3 separate regions of the Homo sapiens genome follow, and regions 1 and 3 are each linked to region 2. Evidence: chromatin contacts called from ENCODE Hi-C or POLR2A ChIA-PET data. All regions are on one chromosome and are shown on one strand. The core of a region is the stretch at or near the end of the contact, and the rest is flanking DNA. Distances in the headings are between cores, read along the strand shown. Region 1 overlaps DISP2 (dispatched RND transporter family member 2). Region 2 holds the start of CCDC32 (coiled-coil domain containing 32). Region 3 overlaps IVD (isovaleryl-CoA dehydrogenase).

Region 1 (2,955 bases), core at 327-2,826, 200 kb after region 2:
CGCCAAAGCCAGGCCCAGCACCACAGCAGGCTCAGTGCTCAGGCTGTGCTGCAGGCTATACAGCTCTAGACGGCTAGTGAACCAACCACGGCGGAGGCCTGGAGGTGCCATGCCCAGCTCCGCTGCCAGCCAGTGGCTGACCTCATTGTAGAAGAGCTGGGTCTGGTTGTAGTCCGGACTGTTCCGGAAGTTGGTCTGGAATTGTAGGACCAGGGCGGCCAGGCTGCCATGGGCATCAAAGCGGAGTCCCAGGTCCTGGGTGCCATCGGGGCCTTGCTCCAGAGCCATCATTTTCAGGCAGTGCAGGAAAAACTGGGGGGCCCAGGGGAAGTCCGAGTGGCCGCAGCAGAGGTCAGGCCCCAGGCGGGCGCAGCTGGGGCTCTCCATCCAGCGCTGGAGGGTCTCCACGAAACACAGCGTGGGCCAGCCTTCCTGCAGGGTGTCGAAGAAGCTCTGATTCCGGGCCCGGTGACAGAGTGCCAGCAGCCAGCGCTGGGCCTCAGGGCCGCTGGCCGAGAAGGCAGGGTCCCTCACCAGGCTGCTGTTGCTACGAGGGTCCAGAGGGTCGCCAGTGTCCACAGGCAGGACGCCCCACACCAAAACCACGGGCATGTGGCCGCCCTCGCCCTGCGGCAGCTGCTCGAACAGGAACAGCTGGCGATACTCCGCGTCGAAGCGCTCGAAGGGGTGGCTGGGCCGGAAGACCTGGCCGCCGGGCGGCGGCAGCGTGGGCAGCCGCAGGCGGGGGCTGACTCCGGCGATGTAGGCGCCCCCTGCCGCCAGTGCTGCGAACCAGCAGATCCAGATGTAGCGGAACTTGATGACGCCGCAGGGCAGCAGGCGCTGGAAGAGCAGACGCGAGGTGCCAGCCGCCGCCCTCCGCAGGCCGCGGAGCCGCCGGTGCAGCGCCAGCAGTAGCCGCCGGGGCGCGCTGCCCTCCCACCGGCCCCGCGCCCGGCGCGCACAGCCGCGCGCCAGGTAGCGCTCGTGGAGCACGGCGGAGGCGGGCAGCCAGACCAGCGTGAGCGCCAGGTGCACCAGCACAGCCGTGCCCATGAAGAGGGCGAGGCAGCGAACGGCCGGCAGGCGGCTCAGGTAGCTGGCATAGAAGGCCGCGCTCGTGGTGAGGCCGGAGACCAGCAGCAGGTAGCCGAAGTGGTGCATGGTGCGGCCCACGCGCTGCGCCAGCCCCCCCGACGGCAGCTGGCTCTTGCTAAGGCGCCACAGGTCGAAGAAGATGAGCGTGTGGTTGGCGCAGACGCTGCTCAGCAGGAGGAGGGCTGCCAGATTGACGAAGGGGAAGTAGGCCATGCGGAAGGCCACCTGGTAAAGGAAGAAGGCCACCAGCAGTGAGCCCAGCACCCCCAGCAGCACCATGAGCGTGAGGAAGAGTGAGCGCAGGTACAGGGCCATGCCGAAGAAGATGGCAACCAGAGCCAGCAAGGGGTACACCGTGTCCTGGACCAGGAAGTGCCTCAGCAGCTCCTGCTTGAGGCCCAGGTCCATGCCAGTGACAGAGGTGTAGTTGTCAGCAAGCCCCCAGGGGGTGGCCAGCCGGTCCAGGTAGATGTCCATGAGGGAAGCACCCTTTGGGGTGGGCAGGAAGAGCAGGCTGTACTTGAGGGAAGGCACCTGGTAGTCAGTGGTCTGGGGACTCAGAAAGTCCCTGTCAAGCAGAAAGTGCAGGAGTTGGTAGATGGCACTACTCTGGGAGCACTTGGTGGGAACCTGGGCACAGCGTGGGGACTTGTTCTGCCCAGGTCCCAGACAAGAGGGCACCAAGGCGCCACTGTGGTAGTAGAGGGCACAGGTCCGAAGCAGGGCCAGTGTGCGGGCTGCGTCAGCTTGGGTAGTGTCCAGGCAGGAGGAGCGGTTGGAGAGCACAGCCAGATAGTTGCCCAGGGACCAGCTGGGGCAGCACTGGTTGGCTGCTGTCCGCTGGCACAGAGCCCCGAAGCTGGTATGGGAGCGGATCTGTAGGGCACACGCAGGAGGGGAGAGTTCAGGGGCAGCCCAAGGGCTCAGGTTTTCCCAGTCCTATACAAGGCTCTCTCATCTCCTTTCACACTACAGGGCAAGCGCAGAGAGGGATCTTGACAGCCTGGTGAGATAGGCTTGTCTCCCAGCTGCCTTTGGCTCCTGGCCCAGGTGCCAGCAGCTACATCTTGACTTCATCAAAGAGGAGCCTCAGGGATGCTGCCCAAGGCTTCAGCCTCAGAGACCCTGCTGTAAGGGCCCCTGTAGGTCACACACCCCAACTCCATGTAAAAGTGGAGGTAGCAGCCACAGATAGAACAGGGCCAAGGGTCCAATGAGCTGAAGCAAGCAATGGGAAGAGTGGAGGCCAAAACATTCCAGGTTCAGGGTCACTGCCAAAACCCAGCTCCCCTCTGTCCACTGCACCGCTTAAACCCTCTTAGGCCCAGGGCTGTTTCTTTTTCAAATCTCATGCCTCCTTTTTTCTCCTTTCCTGTTGTTGACATCACAACAGCTGACGTAGTACAGAGAGCACTGACCTGGGAGTCAGAGGCCCTTGCTCTGCCACTAACTGGCTGCGTAACCTTGGGCCTGAGATCATGGTGGCAACACAGTACTTATTGAGAGATTACTATTGCCAGTCATTATGCTGTATTTTTTCAACTTCTATCTCATTTAACTGTCACAACATCCCTGTGAGGAAAGTACGTTTATCATCCCCATTTAGCGCTTATGAAGCCTGAGGGACTAAGACGTTAAGAAACATGGCTGAAGTCACATAGCAAGACAGCCTTAGAGCTGGCCTTGAATTCAGACATCTGACTCTATAATGCATGTTCTTAACCAGTCTTTTGGTACTTGGGATATCCTCGTGTGAAGTGGGGGGCTGGGCTGCTGCGTGGTTTTCACACCATTTTCAGCAGCAAACCTTTCTTCAGATGTTATTGTATATGATTCTCCAGTTAGCATAACTGGATT
Region 2 (2,826 bases), core at 133-2,632:
ATTACAGGCATGAGCCACCAAGCCCGGCCAGGAACTGAATTTTAAATTGTATTTTAGCTGGGCGCAGTGGCTCACATCTGTAATCCTAAAACTATGTTGTTTTTGTTGTTGTTGTTTTCTTTTTCTTTCTTTCTTTTTTTTTTTGAGACGGAGTCTTGCTCTGTCACCCAGGCTGGAGTGAGAACTATTTCCTCAGCCAAGTTACTTGGCTACTGATGGTTGGCTGATGTCTTTCATCACGTGTTTCTTGGGAGAGAGTAACTGGTGTTGATCCTGGAAGCTGGGGATGGGGAGGGGTCGATCTCAATGAACAAGCTGGTATCTATCCCCTGAAGGATATCAAAGGTCATCTCCTTTAACAACTACAACAACAAAGCATTCTGACACACACTTCTTATGACCACTCTCTCCTTTATGTACTCTGGCCACACTTCCATCATATACTCTATAATCCTCAACGCCCCCCTCCTTTTTTTTTTTTGAGACAGTCTTGCTCTGTTGCCCAGGTTGGAATGCAGTGGTGCGATCTTGTCTCACTGCAACCTCTGCCTTCCCGGTTCAAGCGATTCTCCTGCCTGAGCCTCCCGAATAGCTAGGATTCCAGGCATGTGCCACCATGCTCAGCTAATTTTTGTACTTTTAGTAGAGACAGAGTTTCACCATGTTTCACCCAGGCTGGTCTCGAACTCCTGACCTCAGGTGATCCACCTGCCTCGGCCTCCTAGAGTACTGGGATTACAGGCGTGAGTCACCGCGCCCGGCTGTCTATCACTGTTTACTGTTATTTGTAAACTTTTATGCCTCCATGGCGGACCCCCTTCCTACACTACTAAGCTGTAAGGATCTCCAGGACTTATATCAAGTCATATGTGTCTTAACTTCACGCTTAACACAATGCTTAGAACACAGCAGGTGCTTGGTATCTATTGACTAAATGAATGAAGGAAAGCTTCATAATTTGATGAATGAGACACGAGTCTCCTGGGAGAGTAAGGAAAGAAGCCGCCGAAGTGCTCTAATTTGGGTAACGAAGGGGTGAAATTTTTAGAAGACAAACACCGACAGAGAAAGTTGTGGAGGAGGTGAACTGGCTCCGGCGACTAGGAAAAGTCAAAAGTCTTGGAAACGACTTCCCTATCCAAGCAGGGACTGGAACCCTGGATCTGCAAGGAATCAACCTGGCCCTCGGGAGGGGAGGGGCAATGCTCAGGGCACGTGACTCCACCGTTTCCCGGCAACCAGAGCCCCGTCCACCGCTCGCCTCTTGCTGCTCCTCACTTCTTCACCACGCTGAGCTCCTCTCGACCAATCGACGCACAGAACATCGTCGGGTGGGAAGGTAGTTGGAGGACTCCTGGGCTCCGTCACTAGGGGACTCCGCCCCTCCCGATTTCCTCCGGGCTACAGGCGACAGAGCTGAGCCAAGCGTTTACTGGGCAGCTGTTACGGTAAGTGAGGAGGGGCTGGGGTGCCCAGCGTTTTGGATCTCCCACTCTGGCCCGGCCCCGGAATACCACATAGAGGCCTTGGGACCTGATTCATCCCGTCCAGACAGCCCTAGAGACCTGAGCGACTGAGGCCTGGGATCTGGACGCCGGAATTTCCTGCGTGGTTCTGGACGCCCTGCCCTGGGGTAAGGGGCCATGCGGGGCTCTGGTGTGAGCAAAGTTTTGGTTTTGGGTGGCTTTAGACGAATTCGGGTTGGGGGTTCACTGTAGCGCTAGACATCAGTTCACCCAGGACCGCCGTGTCATAGCTGTCCCTTTTACTTCCGGCCTTTACGCTGGCTGGGCTCTGTCTCCTGGCATTATTCAGACCTTGCCTCAGGCAGCCTTCCTGATTTCTAAGTCTCCTCTTGAAAGAAGGTGTCAGCCTGTCTCATATGCCTAGATAGTTATAAAAGCCTCCAGGCTCTTTGCGTAGCTTTTCCTACCTGCCCGTGCTTGGGCTGCTTTCGTTATATTTTCCAAACAAGCAGGATGGTATTTGATAAAAACATGGATTCTGGAGCAGCACAGATCTGGTTTTCCTGTCAAGGATTCCCCACATATCAGTAATGTGCCCTAGAGCAAGTTACCCTTCTGAACTTGTTTTTTCATCTGTAAAATGGTGAAAATACCTACCTTTCAGTGATTGTATTAAAATAAGAGCATGAGACATACGGCTGAACTGCATGCGCTGAGCACACAGCCCTTGCATTGTAACAGTACTCTCTGACAGACACTTTTTACCAAGCAGGATCTTCATGTATATGGAACTGTGGAAAGACCTTTAGTCTGTGTTCTGTTGAAAACAGAATTTAGGGGCCGGGCGCGGTGGCTCACGCCTGTAATCCCAGCACTTTGGGAGGCCGAGGCGGGCGGATCACAAGATCAGGAGATCGAGACCACCCTGGCTAAACGGTGAAACCCCGTCTTTACTAAAAAATGCAAAAAATTAGCCGGGCGTGGTGGCGAGTGCCTGTAGTCCCAGCTATTTGGGAGGCTGAGGCAGGAGAATGGCGTGAACCCGGGAGGCGGAGGTTGCAGTGAGCCAAGTTAGCGCCACTGCACTCCAGCCTGGGCGACAGAGCGAGACTCTGTCTCAAAAAAAAAAAAGAAAGAAAGAAAGAAAAAAAAACAGAATTTAATTGACTGGAGATAGAACTGTTGCATTTTGGAGATCTTTGGAGAAAAGTGCAGGCTGGTTGTCCAACCTGGAAATGCCCTACAGATTTGTGTGTGTGTGTGTGTGTGTGTGTGTGTGTTAAAATATATGTAGCATAAAATTGACCATTTTAACTATTTTTGTGTGTATGATTCAGTGGTGTTCACATTGTTGTGCAAC
Region 3 (2,991 bases), core at 320-2,819, 140 kb after region 2:
ACTAAAAATACAAAAATTAGCCGGGCATGGTGGTGTGCACCTGTAGTCCCAGCTACTCGGGAGGCTGAGGCAGAAGAATCGCTAGAACCCAGGAGGCGGAGGTTGCAGTCAGCTGAGATTATGCCACTGTACTCCAGCATGGGCGAGAGAGCGCAAGATTCCGTCTTAAAAACAAAAACAAAAACTATCCTTAAAAGTGCTTACAATTAAATCAATAAGTAAGCATGTCACTTAGAGGTATGAAGTGAATTATCAAAAGAAGCCCCTTAAAGATTCAAAAGTGGTTTTGTCCTGGGAGTGGGAATGGGGATAGGAGGGACAGGGGACTTTTATTTTTTTAAATAAGCTTTTAAAAACTGTAGTATTTTTTAAAACAGTGAACATAAAGCATATACAAAAATTTAAGGGCTGGGCACACTGGCTCAACGCCTATAATCCCAACACTTTGGAAAGTGGAGGCAGGAGGATCGCTTGAGCCCAGCAGTTGAGCCCAGCCTGGACAACATGGTGAAAGCCCGGCTCTACAAAAAATACAAAAATTAGTCTGGCATGGTGGTGCACACCTCTAGTTCCAGCTACTGGGGGGCTGGGGGTGGGTGGCAAGGGGGAGGACTGAGGCCAGAGGATCCTTGAGCCAGGGAGGTCGAGGCTGCAGTAAGCTGAGATCACGCCACTGCACTGGGTGACAGAGTGAGATCCTGTCTCAAAAATAAATAAATAAACAAACAAATAAAAATCCTGGCCTAGCTGGGCGTGGTGGCTCATGCCTGTAATCCCAGCACTTTGGGAGGCTGAGGCCGGTGGATCAATTGAGGCCAGGGCTTTGAGACCAGCCTGGCCAACATGGTGAAACCCCGTCTCTACTAAAAATACAAAAATTAGCCAGGCATGGTGGCACATGCCTGTAATCCCAGCTATTTGGGAGGCTAAGGCACGAGAATCGCTTGAACCCTAGATGTGGAGGTTGCAGTGAGCTGGGATCGCGCCACTGCACTCCAGCCTAGATGACAAAGTGAGACTCCGTCTTAAAAAAAAAAAAAAAAAAAAAAAAAAAAAAAAGTCGGCCGGGCGCGGTGGCTCACGCCTGTAATCCCAGCACTTTGGGAGGCCGAGGTGGGTAGATCATGAGGTCGGGAGATCGAGACCATCCTGGCTAACACGGCGAAACCCCGTCTCTACTAAAAATACAAAAAATTAGCCGGGCATGGTGGCGGGCGCTTGTAGTCCCAGCTACTCGGGAGGCTGAGGCAGGAGAATGGCGTGAACCTGGGAGGCGGAGCTTGCAGTGAGCCAAGATTGCGCCACTGCACTCCAGCTTGGGCGACAGAGCGAGACTCCGTCTCAAAAAAAAAAAGCCTTTTATGAAATGATGGTAATAGAGGATAGGCTTCCCCCAACCCCTCTTCCCTTTCATGTCCTTATTGGCTAAAACAAAACGTCGTTGAGTCCTGAAATCCCAAACTGGGGGCCTTGAACCCCAGGCAAAGGCCATATAGGCTGGCTCCGCGCGTTTGCAACCCAACCCCGCGGGCAGCCGGCAGGGGTCAGGCGAGCTCCATGCGACACTCGAGCTGCGTCTGGCAAGCCAGTGCTGCGCTCGAAGAAGCGCGCTGCCTCGAGGGAGAGGGTCAGAGGAAGGACTCTGGACCTGCCCTAGGCTGGGGGTCGCGACAGATGGCCACCTGGGTCTTAGGTCCCAGCTCCCACCCGGCAGGCAGGGACTGGGAACCTCTCTCCAGACCGCGCGGTGTGTTGACACCAGGTCTAGTCCCATTCCACCGAGGGCAACTCACCTTACCGGTCTTCTGAAAGGGGGCCCTGCGCGAAACCTTGCCTCCTGCACTCGGTTGTGCAAAGATCAAGGATCTCAGACTTGAGAGGGTTACATGGGCAAGGGATTGTTATCACTAGATTATATGGATTTAGAATTAGGACTTAGGCTCCTGGGGAAGCCTGCTTTAGGACTCAGATGGTGGTTGTAGAAGATTGCCTTGCAGACTCACCCTTGGGGATGTGATTAGGTCTGGGGCAGGATCCAGGAACCTGCATTTATTCTAGGTTGCCAAATTTTGATAAGGGGTGTGCTCAGACCACGCTTAAAAAACATCCCAAGGTTCTGTTGCCCTCCCACAGGGCAGGCAGCATCAACAGCAGCGAGCTGCCCTGATAGTGTGACCTGCCTAAAATTGGAGTGGAGTAAGAGCCAGCCGCAGGAAGGAGCAGTGCTGGCAGCTGGTGCTGCAGATTTGCCCAATGCATGTAGGCAACCAAACACGCCCACAAGAACCAAAGTAGACGTGCCCCTTGTTCTTCCATTTACCACTCAGGCTGCATGGTTCATTTTGTTTTTTTTGCTTTTAATTTTAAAACATTTATTTTGCTTCACATATAGAACCAGGAAAGAAATCACCTCCCCAAGTCGACAGGGCTTAGACAGACTGGATGAAGCGCCCCATTTTGCCACATTGTCTCCAGGCTGGTCTCTCCAGCCACACATTAAGCCAGCAAGATGGCCCTTTTAGTCACATTCATCTCCAACATAGCAGGGAGCAAGACAAGGAAGTGAAAGGGACTGCCTATGAGCCCAGGATCTTGCCCTCAGGATGGGACGGAACTGGGGTTGGTGAGGAGCCAACCCCACCTGTCTCAAGCCTCAGGCTAGGAACAGCACTTGGCTGCAGGCCAGGACCAAGAGCCAGGATAGGTGCTGCTGGGCTGAGAACCAAGAAAACCAGTTCCCTCTTTTTGGAACTCGGAAGGGGTGGAACAACCCAGACCCATTCCCTTCTCAGATCACACTCTATCCAGACTGCTGTACAGTGCGGCCCAAAGCTGGAATTCTCAGAACACCCCCATTTTTGCCATGAGCAGATCTGGATTCTAGTTCGTTTTGACCTTGAGAAAGTCAAATTGTGTTGATCTTTTTAAAAACAAAGGGGCGGTTTTCAGAAATCTATAAGCTTCCTTCTGGCTGTAAGAACTTAGCACTCT

What was found. Hi-C counts contacts between places; a loop is a spot of excess contacts on that map. ChIA-PET counts read pairs that join two places held with the same protein, here RNA polymerase II (POLR2A). Pooled maps may share reads with other maps.
Region 1: a map of CD4-positive, alpha-beta memory T cell shows a loop between it and region 2 (5-fold over the local background). The contact joins the enhancer-like site here to the promoter of CCDC32 in region 2. A Hi-C loop is called at or near these places in 2 of 168 maps with a recorded cell type or tissue (CD4-positive, alpha-beta memory T cell and naive thymus-derived CD4-positive, alpha-beta T cell) and 9 of 50 pooled maps. POLR2A ChIA-PET finds 5 or more read pairs at or near these places in 2 of 52 experiments (B cell and activated naive CD4-positive, alpha-beta T cell).
Region 3: a loop to region 2 is called in a pooled map, with 4 times the contacts of the local background. The contact joins the enhancer-like site here to the promoter of CCDC32 in region 2. A Hi-C loop is called at or near these places in 3 of 50 pooled maps. POLR2A ChIA-PET finds 5 or more read pairs at or near these places in 7 of 52 experiments (HEK293T, K562, MCF 10A and 4 more).

What each region holds. Positions count from the first base shown.
Region 1 is chr15:40,366,077-40,369,031 of GRCh38, reverse strand. It overlaps DISP2 (dispatched RND transporter family member 2), which reads right to left. Exons shown (of 8, transcript NM_033510.3): 8 at 1-1,974. The region is part of intron 3 of LOC124903472 (a long non-coding RNA gene); the gene reads left to right. Among named protein-coding and RNA genes, the nearest start is that of DISP2, 9.3 kb to the right of the region's middle. RefSeq lists silencers at 653-732, 853-1,032 and an enhancer at 815-1,706. Within about 2 kb of position 1,576, at least 19 of the 41 ENCODE cell types and tissues checked have a DNase peak (open chromatin) inside an H3K27ac peak, as active enhancers do.
Region 2 is chr15:40,563,598-40,566,423 of GRCh38, reverse strand. CCDC32 (coiled-coil domain containing 32) reads left to right here and starts at 1,382. Exons shown (of 4, transcript NM_001080792.4): 1 at 1,382-1,448. RefSeq lists enhancers at 160-454, 934-983.
Region 3 is chr15:40,420,654-40,423,644 of GRCh38, reverse strand. It overlaps IVD (isovaleryl-CoA dehydrogenase), which reads right to left. Exons shown (of 12, transcript NM_002225.5): 12 at 2,337-2,991. Among named protein-coding and RNA genes, the nearest start is that of IVD, 16 kb to the right of the region's middle. Within about 2 kb of position 1,569, at least 9 of the 41 ENCODE cell types and tissues checked have a DNase peak (open chromatin) inside an H3K27ac peak, as active enhancers do.